2 separate regions of the Mus musculus genome follow, and region 2 is linked to region 1. A link is a loop called in an ENCODE intact Hi-C map of the cell type or tissue named here. Cell type or tissue: left cerebral cortex. All regions are shown on one strand.

Evidence for each region. A loop is a pair of places that touch in the nucleus more often than their neighbours do. Peaks named below come from ENCODE experiments on the same cell type or tissue, not always from the same donor. Only the 100,000 strongest peaks of a DNase experiment are listed, where the experiment ranks them.
Region 2: it touches region 1 in a loop (2.3-fold over the local background); 2 of 42 quality-filtered maps call a loop at or near these places.

What each region holds. Positions count from the first base shown.
Region 1 is chr5:123,224,588-123,232,587 of GRCm38, reverse strand. Psmd9 (proteasome (prosome, macropain) 26S subunit, non-ATPase, 9) reads right to left here and starts at 4,398. Exons shown (of 6, transcript NM_026000.2): 1 at 4,144-4,398. The coding sequence starts at 4,281. In left cerebral cortex, no CTCF peak of the experiment used is centred here; a DNase peak (open chromatin) is centred at 4,369; H3K4me3 peaks cover 1,527 bases; H3K27ac peaks cover 622 bases.
Region 2 is chr5:123,065,042-123,073,041 of GRCm38, reverse strand. It overlaps the pseudogene Gm6444. Among named protein-coding and RNA genes, the nearest start is that of Tmem120b, 7.2 kb to the left of the region's middle. In left cerebral cortex, CTCF peaks have their summits at 3,411 (motif pointing left) and 5,171; a DNase peak (open chromatin) is centred at 5,230.

The sequences.
Region 1 (8,000 bases):
AGAGATAACACACACGATACAAGGTGTTTTGTATCTTCTTTATCACAATGCTTTCAAGGGTTATTTACCCAATAGCATGAACAAGTATTTATATATAACTCACAACTCCTTGTTACCTTCAAACCCCACTGTATGGGTTGACTATGTTTCACTTATCTGTTAGCTAGAGAATATGAGTTGCTTCCTGTTTTCTAGCTATTTTAAACAGTGTGTGTAGCCCAACTTTGGCTATTTTGTGTTCTTTCTTCCACCCTTCTCCACCCTTTTTTTTTTTTTTCCACCCTTTCAACCCCCTAAGACTTGACAGGAGGGAAGAAAGGGTAGAGGGGAAAGGGGGCGATGTCATTGTTAGACTACTTCCTGCTCATTAGGAACATCTGAGTTCCTTGGGGCAAGTTTGATCAGGATATCTAATTTCTTCTTCTTTGCATAGGACTACTTAACCAGCTAGACCAACAGCAACCAACAACAACCACCCAACAACCGACAACAACTCCACGGCTCAGAGCGCTAACATTTATATATCCTCTAAAAAGCCCCCACAATTCCACGCTACCCAAGCACAGGATCGAGCTACAGCTTGCAGAACCAGGCTCCTGCTGGAGTTCAAGGCAAATCACAATCAGCTGCTGTGGTGGGCACTTGGGATTATAACAAAAACAAGCATTTCCGGGCTGGAGACTGGCTCAGCGGTTAAGAGCACTGCCTGCTCTTCCAAAAAGTCCTGAGTTCAAATCCCAGGCTCACAACCATCCATAATGAGATCTGATGCCCTCTTCTGGAGCGTCTGGAGACAGCTACAGTGTACTTACATATAATAAATAAATAAATCTTAAAAAAAAAAAAAAAAAAACCCAAGCATTTCCAAAGAAACCAAAGCTCTCACTACAGCTATGTATGAACTTTTGGATGATATATTTGCAACAATCATAATATCAAATGAGGAATGGATTTTCTGAGTTCTATGTTAACTCTATGTTTACCTTTTTGAGAAACTGCCGAACTGTTTTTGGACAGCAGTTACACCATCTTACAGTTGTATGGTATTTCCAATTTCTCCATAGTCTCCTTAAGATATTACCCATATTCTCGTTATCCCCATCCTGGTGAGTATGAGGGAGTATGGCACTGTGATTTTAACTACACTGTGGCTGTTCAGCATGCTGGGCCTTTAAGAGTTCCTCTATGTGTGCAAGTGTTTTGGATCTACGGATAGATGTGCACCATGTGTGTGCGGTGCCTGCGGAGGTCAGAAGCGGCATCGGGTACCCTGGAAGTGCAGTTACCACGCATGTGTGAGTGCTGGGAACTGAACCCAGGTCCTCTGCAAGAGCACGTGGAGCTTTTAACCGATGTCCTGAATGTGTTCACCAGCTTCTCTATCAATCATATGTATTTAATTTAAGGACCATTCACTTAGACCCTCTGCCCTGTTCTCAGTACACTATCTGTGTATTTATGACTGTGTTTTATCGCTCCGTTTTCTATATCCCAGACACCAGCTTATGAGAGGATGTGCAACCACTTCCTTCCATCCTGTGGCTTCTCTTCTTATAGTCTTGACTACGTATTATGAAATAGGAGTTTTAATAGTGATATCTAATTTATCATTTATAATCTGTTTTTACTTTTATGTGGGGGAGGGACAGAGTTTCACATATGTAGTCTAAGCTGCATACTGAGAGCCTGTCTTTTTTTTTTTCTGTTTTGTTTTTTGAGACAGGGTTTCTCTGTGTAGCCCTGATTGTCCTGGAACTCACTCTGTAGACCAGGCTGACCACAAACTCAAGAGATCCACCTGCCTCTGCCTCCCAAGTGCTTAGAATAAAGAAATGAGACATCACCACCCAGCTGGGAGCCTGTCCCTAAAATAATAATAATAATAATAATAATATGAAATAAATCAGAGCAGACAAATTTTAAGATTCAAGCCCTCAGCAACCAAAAAAAAAAAAAATTAGCCAGAGGCAATTAACATACACTCTTACCTTATATTTAAGAGAAAATAGTTATAGTTTTTCCTCTTTTGATTTGGTTTCTAATAGGTTTGTGTGTATGCAGATGCCACACATGTGCCAGTCAGAGGATAATCTCAAGGGGGCATCTCAGGAACACTATCTACCTCCTTTGAGACATGCTGTCTCACCAGCCTACAGCTCATCAAACAGGCTGGACTGGCTGCCCATAAACCCGGGCATCTTCTGTCTCTGCCTGTCCAGTTGGGATCCCAGACATGGACCAGTAACAGCCTTGAGTTCTAGGGACCAAACTCAGGTCTTGAGGTCTCTGCGGTATGCATCCGACAAACCGAGCTATACTCCTAGCCTCCCCAAACGCTGGTTTGTTCAGACAGGGTCTTGCTGTTCCACTATATAGTCCTAGAGCTCACTGTGTAAAACAGACTGGCCCTGAACGTGTGGCAATCTCCATGCTTTTGCTTGCTTCGGGCTGCAGGTATGCAACACCACACCCAGCTAAATAGTAAAGGGTAGGCCAATACCAAAAGACAATACGTGAGATGTCTGATTCTACTGGAGTTAGGCAAGTTACTGCAGTTTAAGAAATTGCTTTTTGCCAGCCGATGGTAGTGCACGCCTTAAATCCTAGCACTTGAGAGGCAGAGGCTGGTGGATCTCTGAGTTCAGGACAGCCAGAGCTACAAAAAGAAACTCTCATTCGAAAAACAAGACAAAACAAAACAAAAAATTGCTTTTTATCTGTTTTAAGCTTTACCAAGCCGGAGGCCTGTGACTTTAAACAAGTGACTTCTCCTTTCATACACACACACAGATATATGTGTATACACACACACATATACATACATACATATACACATACATATATACACATATATGTGTATCCATACATACACAGATATATGTGTACACACACACACACACACACACACACACACGGGTTTTTGTGTTTTTTTTTCTTTAAAGAGATTTGTGTCTGTTTAAACGTCTCCACGGGCGTGTGAACTTACACAGTAGTAAATTCTGGATCTCAACTCCAGTCCTTATGATGGCCAGTGCCTTTAAACCACTGAGCCATCTCTCCAGCCCCTGACTCCGCCCCTTTGAGCTTCAGGGACACAAGTTAACAATACTGCTGTGACAGTTTCCTGGCACAGCACACATACAAGATAGTACCTTTCAGGCACATGGTCAGCACCTACCTGGCCTGTAGAACCTCTATATGACACCGTCATCTGGCACCCATCACCCAGATGTCATTGTGCCCAGCAATGAGTGTGATTTAGCCTCCCCTTCCTCTATACACTGACTTGGGGTTTTATGAAAAATATATCTGCTTAGGAGGTAAACAGATCACAGAGCCAACCATTCCCCCTTCCTAACTGGGCAAGCATTGGCTCCACTCTGGCCCTGTTTCCCCTTTTACAGTAAAGACAATGTGCTTAATCTGGCTCCACTTAAAAGAGCAATTAGCAGAGGTGAGGGTTTTCTTAAAATCCAGAGTCTTTTCCCTATCCCAATTAGAGTCTGCATTTCATTTTTACTTTTCTTTTTTGTTTTTTTTTTTTTTTTTTTTTTTTGGTTTTTTTTTGAGACAAGGTCTAATATAACCCAGGACAGCCTCGAGCTTACTATGTAGGCAAGAATAACCCTCAAGTCCTGATCCCCCTGCCTCCACTCTCTAAACGCTGGGCTTAAATAGGGATGCCTCCCCTGGCTACAACGTGCATTTTAACAAGATGCCCAATTAATTCTCCCAGTTGACATTTATAAAGTCCTAAAGAAAAGCGGGTGGCGAGGCCAAACCTGGTAATGTCACCTACAGAAAGTGACAGTAGCGATTATCACTATGCCTCAGCAAATAGTCTATCCTTGCGACCGAGGCAGTTTCACTAAGGCCTATATCATGGTTGCACAGGCCCGCGATTCCCGCACTCAGAAAGATGAAGCAGGAGGATCACGAGTTCGAAGCCAGCTTAGGGGCTGCGTTAAAAACAAACAAACAAAAAACTTTAAAATGCAAAGTTAATGCTTCCGAAAATGAAAATTAATCCCACGTAAAGAAAAAATGCTTAAAGGGGCGTGTGGCACGCAGCAAAGACCCCCTCTAGGACACTGCTTGGCAGCGACCCCGAGCCTCGTCCGCAGGCCTCCCCGCCACACTCACGCTCTCCAGGACGTCGTAATTAGCCTTGATCTCCGCCTCGATCTCCTCCTTGCGTCGCATCAGATCCTGGATGTCGCTGACCGCGGCCGCACGGGCCTCGGAGGACTCTGCCCGGTGCGGAACGTCTTCACCCGACATCGCGGACCTCAAGCTAGAGTTCTGGGTTTCCCGGCTACGGACGCCAGCCGAGGCTGAGGCTACGGGTCCTCCCCGGGGCCAAAACAGCTCAGCCAACGCGCAAGTACGGAAACAGATGAAGGGTGGAGCTTGGAAGTGGGCGGGGTCACCGGCTAGATAGACCACGTGGTTTTCAGATGACCCGGTAGAGATAAATAGGCCCATAGAGGACATAGGTATTTACTCCCACTTTATCCTGACTCATTTCCACTTTTCTTGTTCATTCCTTTCTTTTTCATTCTGTCCCCGTCCCTCCATCCGTCCGTTTCCCCACCCCCCCACCCCACCCCGTTTTTCAAGACAGGGTTTCTCTGTGTATCCCTGGCTGTCCTGGAACTCACTCTGTAGACCAGGCTGGCCTCAAACTCAGAAATCCTCCTGCCTCTGCTCCCAAGTGCTGGGATTAAAGCCACCACATCTGGCTTACACTTTTTTTCATTCACTCATCTGAAGGCTGAGTAAACTGGATACCAGCTGTATAAATGTAAGAGGATCCAGTCTTGCCAACCTTGACACTTCAGTTCTTAACATCTACGAAGCCCCTGAGTGTTTGAAAGAGGCTTTCAAGCGATTTGTTTTTTGTTTTCTGTTTCTTTTCTTTTTCTTTTTCCAGACAAGATTTACTGCATCTCAGGCAGGCCTCTAACTCATTGTGTAGATGAAGGCGACCTTGAAGCTCTCCCCAAGTTTTTAGAATATTCTATTTCTTATTGTCATGATCACAGACACCCTCTAACCCCCCACTCCCATTCTATCCATTTCGCACCTCCCTCAACCTATCCTCATCAAAACTTCAAGACCTTTTTTTTTTTCCTTCTTTATAACCTAGTGTGCCCAGTGCCTTTGAGCATCTGATACTCCATCTGCTCCCTCCACAGGCAGGGATTACAGGCATGTACCACCAGGTATGGTTTATGAAATATTGGGGATCAGGAACACTCTACCAACTCAGCTATATCCCCAGCCACTTTCGGGCTGGGGATCCTCATGGTACAACCTATGTTCAAAGTTGGACCATTAACACCGACTATATATATTCCATGTGACCTTAAATAATTTCACCTTCTGCTCTCTGACCTTATTGTGTGACACTAACAGTAATATCTCTCGCTCTTTTTTTTCATTTTTATTTACTAATTTATTCCCTTTGGATCCTGATCAGAGTACACACACCCTAGCAACGTGTCTCTTAAGGGTGTCCAAGTATTTATTGACTTTCACCTCTGTCACGAGGTGCTGGTGTAACAGGCCCCCAGACCTTAGTACAACCGACTCCATAAAGAAAGTACCACTCAGGCTGGAAAACACAGCACACAGACAGCACCACCTGCCAAAACTAAAACAAAGCCGGAAGCCATCCAAGTCCACAGCTGTGGGAAAGTCTCTCCATGCACGAACCTTGCTTTTTGGCTTCAGTGGTTGTGCTCCTGGCTAATTGCTCTTGTGAACTAAGGTATATCACCCCAGGACCCGGTTTTTGTGCTCAAAAAGCTTACCCTGAAAAAGGCTCAGTGCTCCACTGGGGTCCCAAACACTTAGTGTTGTACTGGCTCACTAATAAAGACTATCAGATTAAAACTCTATCTGAGCAGTCTCCTCTCATGAATTCCCCACAAGACTGAAGTGGTAAAGAATATGAAACTGTGTCAGGCCTCTATAAATGTAGGTAAACATAGAAACTGGGGTGTGGGGTAGAGAGATGGTTCAGAGGTTAAGAACATACTTAAAGCTCTTGCAGAGGGCCTGGGTTCCCAGTACTTACATGGAAGCTTACAACTGTCTGTTACTCTAGCTCCAGGGTCTCCAATGCCCTCACCTGACCTCCACAACCATCCAGCACGCACTTAGGACACATACGTATATGCAGGCAAAACACTTGCACACTGTCTTAGTTAAGGTTCTATTGCTGTGATAAAATAGCATGGCTGTGTTAGTCAAGGTTTCTATTCCTGCGCAAACATCATGACCAACAAGCAAAGTGGGGAGGAAAGGGTTTATTTAGCTTACACTTCCACAACAATGTTCATCACCAAAGTCAGGACTGGACCTCAAGCAGGTCAGGAAGCAGGAGCTGATGCAGAGGCCATGCAGGGATGTTCTTTACTGGCTTGCTTCCCCTGGCTTGCTCAGCTTGCTTTCTTATAGAACTAAGACTACCAGCCCAGAGCTGGCACCACCCACAAGGGGCCTTTCCCCTTGATCACTAATTGAGAAAATGCCTTACAGCTGGATCTCATGGCGGCACTTCTCCAGCTGAAGCTCCTTTCTCGGTGATAAATCCAGCCCGGGTCAAGGTGACACAAAACCAGCCAGTACAAAGGCCAAAGCAATGTAGGAAGGAAAAGCTTCATCTGGCTTACGTTTCCTTATATAACTGTTCATCATTTAAGGAAATCAGGACAAGAATTCAAACAGTGCAGGAGCCTGGAGGCAGGAGCCAATGGAGGTGTGCTGCTTACTGACTTGCTCCTTGTGTCTTACTCAGCCTATTTTCTTATAGAACTCAGGACCACCAGCCCAAAATGGGTAGAACACACTCCCATCAATAACTAATTAAGGCAATGCCCTACAGGTGGAACTTAAGGAGGCATTTTTTCAATTGAGTTTCCATCTTCCTTTAGACAACTCTAGGTTGCATCAAGTTGACATAAAACTAGCCAACTCACATACATATGATAAAAATAAAAATTTTTAAATAGTAATAAGGAGGCTGGAGAGATGGCTCAGCAGTTAAGGGCACTGACTGCTCTTCCCAGGTTCAACTCTCAACATCTGCATGGCGGCTCACAACTGTCTGCAACTCCACCCTCTGACACCGTCACACAGACACACACTCAGGCAAAACACTGATGCACAGGAAGTATAAAGTAAGTTCTTTGGGTTTTTCTGGTTGGTTGGTTGGTTGGTTTTGATTTTTCAAGACAGGGTTTCTCTTTATTTTGTTTTTTAAAAAAGCATGTTTTTAAAAAAAATAGTAATAAGGAATGAGAGTTTTACTCAGCGGTGAGGCACATGAAGATATAATGTAAAACCTGAATGAGACAGAGAATCTCAAATACAGTTCTACATGCCTATATGTGATAGTTCAACAACCCAAAGAAACCATATGTATTGGTGCCCATATTTGACAGCTAAGAAAACCATTTAAGAGGACCATGGTGGCACATGCCTTTACTCCCAGCACTAGGGACACAGAGGCAGGCTGATCCCTGAGTTCAAGGCCAGCCTGGTCTACAGAGTGAGTTCCAGGACAGCCAGGGGCTACACAGAGAAACCAGTCTTGAAAAAAAAACTAAAACAGAAAGAAAGGAAGGAAGAGAAAGAGATGAAGAAAGAAAACCTTTTCAATAACTGATTTGTTTAACTGACAAAATGTGAAAAACCCAAATTTCTACCCAGTTTAATCCAGTATCTTATATATATTTACTGAAGATGCATCAACCTACATAGTATTCAAACGTGTTTGCCCCAAGTCTAGTCATGGAGAAACAGGCAAATCCAAACTGAGACGCATCCTTCAAAACAACAGGCCTGTCTTCCAAAAGGTCAGTATTGTGAAACACACGCAGCATAGGTGGGGTCAGTTAGGCAAGGGCCTTAGATTAAGAAAGAAAACAACGCCACATCAGCTGAGTCCAGGGTGTATCCTTTGATGGGGTCTCGTTCCATTTCTCCACCAA
Region 2 (8,000 bases), 160 kb after region 1:
GACAGAAGCAGGCAGATTTCTGAATTCGGGGCCAGCCTGTTCTACAGAATGAGTTCCAGGACAGCCAGGGCTACACAGAGAAACCCTGTCTGGAAAAACCAAAATTAAAAAAATAAAAATAGAGTACCGACTGTTCTTCCAGAGGTCCTGAGTTCAATTCCCAGCAACCACATGGTGGCTCACAACCATCCATAATGGGATCTGATGCCTTCTTCTGGTGTGTCTGAAGACAGGTACAGTGTGCTCATCATATATATAAAATAAATAAATAAAATCTAAACAACAACAACAAAAAGAATCATCTACTGTGGAGGCTCCCGATGTTTGGGGTTCACAGATCAATCGCTTAGAACTCGGGAAAAACTCACATAAGTGCGAAGGCACATACGATTATTTTTTAGGGAGTGAAAGGGGATTGAGACAGGGAGTCACGTAGCCCAGGCTAGCCTCAAATGTGCATGACTTTGAACTCCTAATCCTCCTGCCTCCACCTCCCACTGTGATCACAAGCATGTTCCAGTTTTTGTGGAGCTGTTTTATCTGGCGTGAAATGAGACTTGTAAGGCATTTACAGACTTCAGGAAGCTCCTGAAATTTACAAGATTCACAAGACACCACCCTCCCCTCGTCAGTGTTATAGAACAGCAATAGCTGCTGGCAAGTGGAGGCTTTCCACGTAGCCCAGCTGCCCATCAGTCTTGCAGGAGCTGCAGGGATGCATAGGGGTCTTTATCTGTGCTGTGATGGACCTTTCAGAGCTACAGTTGCCTCAGAGTCATCTGTGCTCTCAAGTCACCTCTCTCCCATACTCCTGGGAACAGCCTCAATAAAGTCACCGCTTCACCAGGCTAGACTTGAGTGGAATCCTGTCTTTGGTCTGTCTTGGTGCTCTAACTAGGATGTGGAGAGGTTTAGGCGTGTCTCTTAGAAAAAAGAAAAAAAAATTGGGGCTGGCGAGATAGCTAAGCAAGTAAGAGCACTGACTGTTCTTCCAAAGGTCCTGAGTTCAAATCCCAGCAACCACATGGTGGCTCAGAACCATCTGCAATGGGGTCTAATGCCCTCTTCAGGTGTATCTGAAGTCAGCTACAGTGTATTTATATATAATAAATAAATCTTTTTTAAAAAATCACACTGCATGATACTACAACTGGTTCCTAACTTGCAACTCAGTTTTTTCTTGTTGTTTGTTTTTGGTTTGGGTTTTAGTATGGAATAGAGTCTATTTAGGGCATGGGGAGGGGAGTTGAGGAGGGAATAGAGAGAAAGAGAAAGTCAGAGAGATAGAAAGAGAGAAAGAGAGAGAGGGAGGAAGGGAGGGAGAGAGAAGAGAAGAGAAGAGAAGAGAAGAGAAGAGAAGAGAAGAGAAGAGAAGAGAAGAGAAGAGAAGAGAAGAGAAGAGAAGAGGGTAGAGGCTGACTAGGAACATGTGGGGGAGGGGGGAGGGGGAGAGAAGGGACAGAGAGGGTAAGAGAGTAGGAGAGTAAGAAAGTAAGAGAGTAAGGATCTCATACTCTGCCAGGTAGTGGTGGTGCACACCTTTAATCCCAGCACTAAGGAGACAGAGGCAGGCGGATTTCTGAGTTCGAGGCCAACCTGATGTACAGAGTAAGTTCCAGGACAGCCAGAGCTACACAGAGAAACCCTGTCTCAAAAAACTAAACAAACAAACAAAAAAAGATTTATTTATTTTATATATGTGAATATACTGTTGCACCCTTCAGGCACACCAGAAGAGGGCATTAGATCCCATTACAGATGGTTGTGAGCCACCATGTGGTTGCTGGGGATTGAACTCAGGACCCCTAGAAGAGCAGTCAGTGCTCTTAACTGCTGAGCCATCTCTCCAGCCCCTGTTTTGCTGTTATTTTAAGACAGGGTTTCTCTGTGTATTCCTGGCTGGCCTGGAACTGGATCTGTAGAAGAAAGAGGCTAGCCTTGAGAACTCACAGAGATCTGCCTGCTTCTGCCTCCAGAGAGCTGAGATCAAAGACATACTCTGAGATGCCTGGTGAAATTCCTTAAATTGCCTTGGTTGTGATGTTTTGTCACAGCAGTAGAAAAGTAACTAATCTCTTAAAAATGGAGCTATAGGGCCAGAGAGCTGGCTCAAAGGTCAAGAGCACTGACTGCTCCTCCAGAGGTCCTGAATTCAATTGCCAGCAACCACATGGTGGCTCACAACCATCTGCAATGGGGTCTGATGCCCTCTTCTGGCGTGTCCAAAGAGAGAAATGGTGTATTCCTATACATTAAAAAAATAAACCGAGAGAGAGAGAGAGAGACTGTAAACAAGTCCAGAAATTGTTTATTGCATTTCAAGTGAATGTGATGTGAGTCCCTTCCTGGCATGTGAAGTCACTGGAGGATATGAAGATTGGTTTTTTTTCTTCAGATGGTCTAATGCTGGAAGTGAACATTTGAATAGGAAATGATTATGGTGGAACTCGCCTGTAATTCCTGCATTGGAGAGGCTAAGATGGGGGAGGGAGGGTCTCAAGTTCAAGACCAACCTGGGTACATCGTGAGACTTGCAGATAGATGAGTGGATAGATGGAATGATGGATGGGGGAGATGGATGGATGGATGGATAGGTGGATGGATGGATGGATGGAATGATGGATGGATGGAATGATGGATGGATGGAATGATGGATGGGTGGAATGATGGATGGATGGATGGATGGATGGATGGATGGATGGATGGAATGATGGATTAATGGATGGAATGATGGATGGGGGAGATGGATGGATGGATGGATAGGTGGATGGATGGATGGATGGATGGAATGATGGATGGATGGAATGATGGATGGGTGGAATGCTGGATGGATGGAATGCTGGATGGATGGATGGAATGATGGATTGATGGATGGGTATATGGGTGAATGGGTGGATGGATGGATTGATAGATGAAATGATGGATGGATGGATGGATGGATGGATGGATGGATGGATGGATGGGAGAGATGGCTCAGTGGGTAGAAGTCCTTTCCAAGCAGGTTTAACAACCTGAATTTAACTCTCAGAACCCACAAACCCACACAAAAGCCTAGAGTGACCCACAGTCACCCCAGCATTCCTAGGGTGATGAGATGGGTAGCTGAGAAGGAATAGTCTGGAAGCCCTCAGGCGACACAGGCTGGAGCATTCATGGTGCAGGAACAGCATAAGGAGAGACCCTGCCTCAAAACAAAGTGGAAGAGAACTGATCCCCCCCCCTACATATGTATTGTAAGTTCACACACACACACTAAATAAATTTTTAAAAAAGTAATTGGGAGCTGAAGAGATGGCTCAGCGGGTAAGAGCACTGACTACTCTTCCAGAGGTCCTGAGTTCAATTCCCAGAAGCCACATGGTGGCTCACAACCATCCGTAATGAGATCTGATGCCCTCTTCTGGTGTGTCTAAAGATAGCTACAGTGAACTCATACACATAAAATAAATATGTAATTTTTTTTAAAAACCCCAAGTAATTGAAGAGAAATAATCCTTTAATAAAAAGTAATAGGTTGAGGGGCTGGAGAGGTGGCTCAGCAGTTACGACACCTGTAGTTCTTACAAAGGACCCACATGGTCCTCGGGGACTCACAACCATCCATAACTCCAGATCCAGGGGATCCAACGCCCTCTGCTGACCTCTAAGGGCACCAGGCTCACACATGGTGCACAAACATACATGTAAGCAAAACCGTGCAGAGCAGGCAGCCCTGGAACTCACATGGATCTGCCTACTTCAGTCTTCTACATGGATGGGAAGATGGGTGAATGGGTAGGTAGATGGTTGGATGATTTTGTTTTTAAGAGAAAGAAAGAGCCAGGCAGTGGTGGCGCACGCCTTAATCCCAGCACTTGAGAGGCAAAGATAGTCGGATTTCTGAGTTCGAGGCCAGCCTGGTCTACTGAATGAGTTCCGGGACAGCCAGGGCTACACAGAGAAACCATGTCTGGAAACAAAACAAAACAAAAAGAAAAGAAAGAAAGAAAAAGAGAGGGGAAAGGGGGAGGGAGAGAGGTGGGGAAGGGGGAGAGGGAGAGAAAGTGTGTTGAAATCAGTTTCCTCTGGGTGGGCACAGCTAACACAGCTGTCAACAGACCTTCACACAATCACCTGCTGCTGACACAAAGCCTAATGTCTTTGCAACTGCCTCACCCTCCTGTTAGACTGTGCGGCAGTCCTTAGAATGGATAGAAAGGATTCATGTGGCTGCCCTGGGACAACTGCGGGCTTTGTGGGTGGTTTGGCTGTACCCCTGCTTTCTTAAGTCTTAAGTAATGCCCCATCTAATTCACTTCCACCCTTGGCCAAAGCTTAAAATGTAAACCCCTCCCACTCTGAAATCCACCGTAGGTGAGAGGTTCAGGGCTTCCCATCTTCCCACCTTTATCAAGGGGTGCTGCTTCCCCTTGCTCTACTCCCTGATTGCCCATCCAACACATGCTGTGGCAAGAAGACATCAGATGAAGTTGGGAGAACCTGGCCTCCCCTAGCCCCGGATTATCTGTTCATTTGCGAACAGCCTAGGTAGGGCTTACCGGGTCCTCCCCACTGCCGCCACCATCAATCTCTGTGCTTTGAACTCAGATCTCCACGTGAAGAGAGCAGTCACAGGGCAGCTCAGACCTTGGGTCCTTGGTGGTTCTGCTTCAAGGGCATTTGGAGAGTCCTAAGCACGCAAGGTTCTGAGTCCGTTCCTCTTCCCAAAATCGCTCTGATTCTACACATCGAAGGGGTCTAGACAGGGCTCTTGTATCACCGAGTCCACTCATCCGGTCCGATGTGGAGCCTGACAGCTGGACATGAGGCCAGGTCCCTGCAGACTTGGGTTTCAGTATTGCTGCTGCTCCTCAGAGGACCAGGAGCTTCCAGGGACCAGGAGGAACTGGGTGTCATTGCGTTTTCAGATCGGTGGGCCTGGCCTTCTTGCCATGTTCCCTATTTTGGTCAGGACCACAGAATGTTGACATGTGGATAAATACCGAAATAATGGTAATGCATTGCATTGTCATAAATAAATAAATAAATAAATAAATAAATAAATAAATAAATAAATAAATAAAAGGTATATGTAGTCCAGGATGACCTTGAATGTAATGTGTGATAGTCGCCTGCTATAACGTCCACAAACCCGTGGCTTCTCTAACTTTTAGTGTACCCTGAACCCCCCTAGTGGGAATCTTGTTAAAATGCAGACTCTGTTTCAACTCTCTCGAGGAGGGGCTTAAAATCCTGTCATCCTATAGGCTCCCAAGTAGTGCTTCCGGCTAAGCCTTGCCAGGTGATAAAACTTACCCAGGAGCTCACATTGCAAAACACTCAGAGTCCTTTTGGGGAGCACAGCTGTCCAAGGTCAAGTTGAAATTCCAGGGACTCTGACTTTGTCCACTTTCCACAAACGTGCTTGCTCAAAATAGTGCCACAGACAACACCAAGCCATTTTGCAAAGATATTTATAGCCACACAAACTAGAACCATCCCAAATACCCCCATGCTAGGGAAAGTTAAATAAAGTACAGCCTGAGTCCAGCATGATGGTGTGTGCCTTTTATTCCAGAATCCAGAAGACAGAGGCAAACAGATCTCTGTGAGTTGGGAGGCAAGCCTGGTATCCCAGACCTTATCTCAAAATACCATGCACCCCCCCCCAAAATGTAGTAGGACCAAAAATAATAATGGTTAAAGATATATGACCATTCATATACGCTGAAAAAGATCAGGTAAATTTCATTTAACATAAGTGGTCTATTTTATAAATTTATGGAATTATTTTCCTCAAAATTACTCAGTAGTTTTGTTGAAATTAAAAGCCCCATTTTGGGCTGGTGAGATGGCTCAGTGGGTAAGAGCACCCGACTGCTCTTCCGAAGGTCTGAAGTTCAAATCCCAGCAACCACATGGTGGCTCACAACCATCTGTAACAAGATCTGACGCCCTCTTCTGGAGTGTCTGAAGACAGCTACAGTGTACTTACATATAATAAATAAATAAATAAATCTTAAAAAAAAAAAAGCCCCATTTTAGGCAAGCTTGCTGGTTTTACTATGTAGTCCTATTTGTCATGGAACTTGCTATATAGACCGCTAGCTTTAAACTCAGAATTGGCCTGCCACTGCCTTCTGAGTGCTGGGATTCAAGGCTTGCACTGCTAAGCCCATTCCAACATTGAACTCTTGAGCCTTCTGCCACCTCCCAAGTACTGGAATCACAGGCATGAATGTCTAGCTAATTTAGAACTTTTTTTTTTTTTACTTTCAATTCCTTTAATAAGGTGTTCTGAGGAACCAGGTAAATAACAAGCAGCGGATGAGTAATGCTTCTTAGGCCCTGCTCGGTAAGCCATTAGTCATCTTCTGGTAACTGGATCTTGCTGGGATAGAAGTAGTTGGATTCCATGATGGGAAGGCCATTGACTTCTCGGTATTTCACAAGTCTCTCTCAGCTTCCCGGCGGGCCCACTCTTGCATCCTATAATCAGGCACATAAGCCACGAAGGTGGTCCCAAAGACCAGGACGATGGAAAAACCAAAGAAGAAGACAGCTCGCATATTCCAGATGTCCACCACAGGGTCACTATCATAACCATGAAAGTCAGGGTTCTTTGCGTAGACGTTTTCGTCCTCGGGTTCTGGGTCCTCCTGCCACTGCATGGTCGGTTCTCGTTGCCGCTTTTTCTCCACACCGGATAGGGCGATTACAGCCCTGGAGGACTCCCAGCGAACGAGGGCAGCCTGGAGCCCTCTCATCACCCCCGCTGCTGACAGGCATCGACCATACAAGCTTAACAGCCTGGCCGCCATGACAGCTTGTACTGCGGAGGCCTGGGGGGCGGGCAATTTAGAACTTTTTAACTATATCATATACAGACCCAACTTCCATGGTCCTTCTGTTTTGGCTCGGGCCATAAAGAAATTCTTTGACTCACCTAGTGGCTAGATCTTCCAGCCTTCTTCACTCTAGAGGAGTCTGGCATTATGCCCCTGGAGGAACAATGTCCCAGGGCCAAGAAACATCTGGACAGACATCAGCAAGTTGGTGACTAGCCTGGACTATATAGGACCATGTCTCAAAGAAGAAAAGAAAAAAAAATCACACTGGTAGATTGTTATAAACTAAATCTCGGTGTTTACTCAGATGTGACTGTTCCTTTCCACTGGTGTCCTCTTCTGTTCCAGGTGCAGACATGACATCAGGTATCATGTCCTTTCTGGTCTGTGAAAGCATTCTTTCCTTATTCATCCTGGCCATGACACCTTTGAAGATATATATGGGTATCTGAATAACACCTTTATCAAAAAGTATTCATGTGGCATAAAAATAATTCTGCCTTTAAGGCAGGGGTTTTGTTGGTTTGGTTTGGTTTGGTTTGGTTTTTCAAGACAGGGTTTCTTTGTGTAGCCCTGTCTGTCCTGGAACTCACTATGGCTGGCCTCAAACTCACAGAAATCCACCTGCCTCTGCCTCCTGGAAATTAAAAGTGTGCACTACCACCACCGCCACCACCACCACTACCACCACCACCCTGCCTTAAGGTAGGTTTTTTTTTTCTTTTTTCTTTTTTTTTAATGTACATTGGTGATTTGACTGCAGGTGTGTCTGTATGAGGTTGGGTGTCAGATGCCTTGTAGCAGGAGTCACAGACATTTGTGAGCTACCATGTGGGTGCTAGGAATTGAACCCAGAAGGTAGTTGTTTTTGTTTTTTGTTTTTTGAGACAGGGTTTCTCTGTATAGCCCTGGCTGTCCTGGAACTCGCTTTGTAGACCAGGCTGGCCTCGAACTCAGAAATCTGCCTGCCTCTGCCTCCCGAGTGCTGGGATTAAAGGCATTCGCCACCATGCCCGGCTTAGAAGGTAGTTGGGGTTTTTGTTTGTTTGGTTGGTTTGGTTTTGGTTTTTTGTTTGTTTGTTTTTGTTTTGTTTTTGTTTGTTTGTTTGTTTGTTTTGAGACAGGGTTTCTCTGTATAGCCCTGGCTGTCCTGGAACTCACTCTGTAGACCAG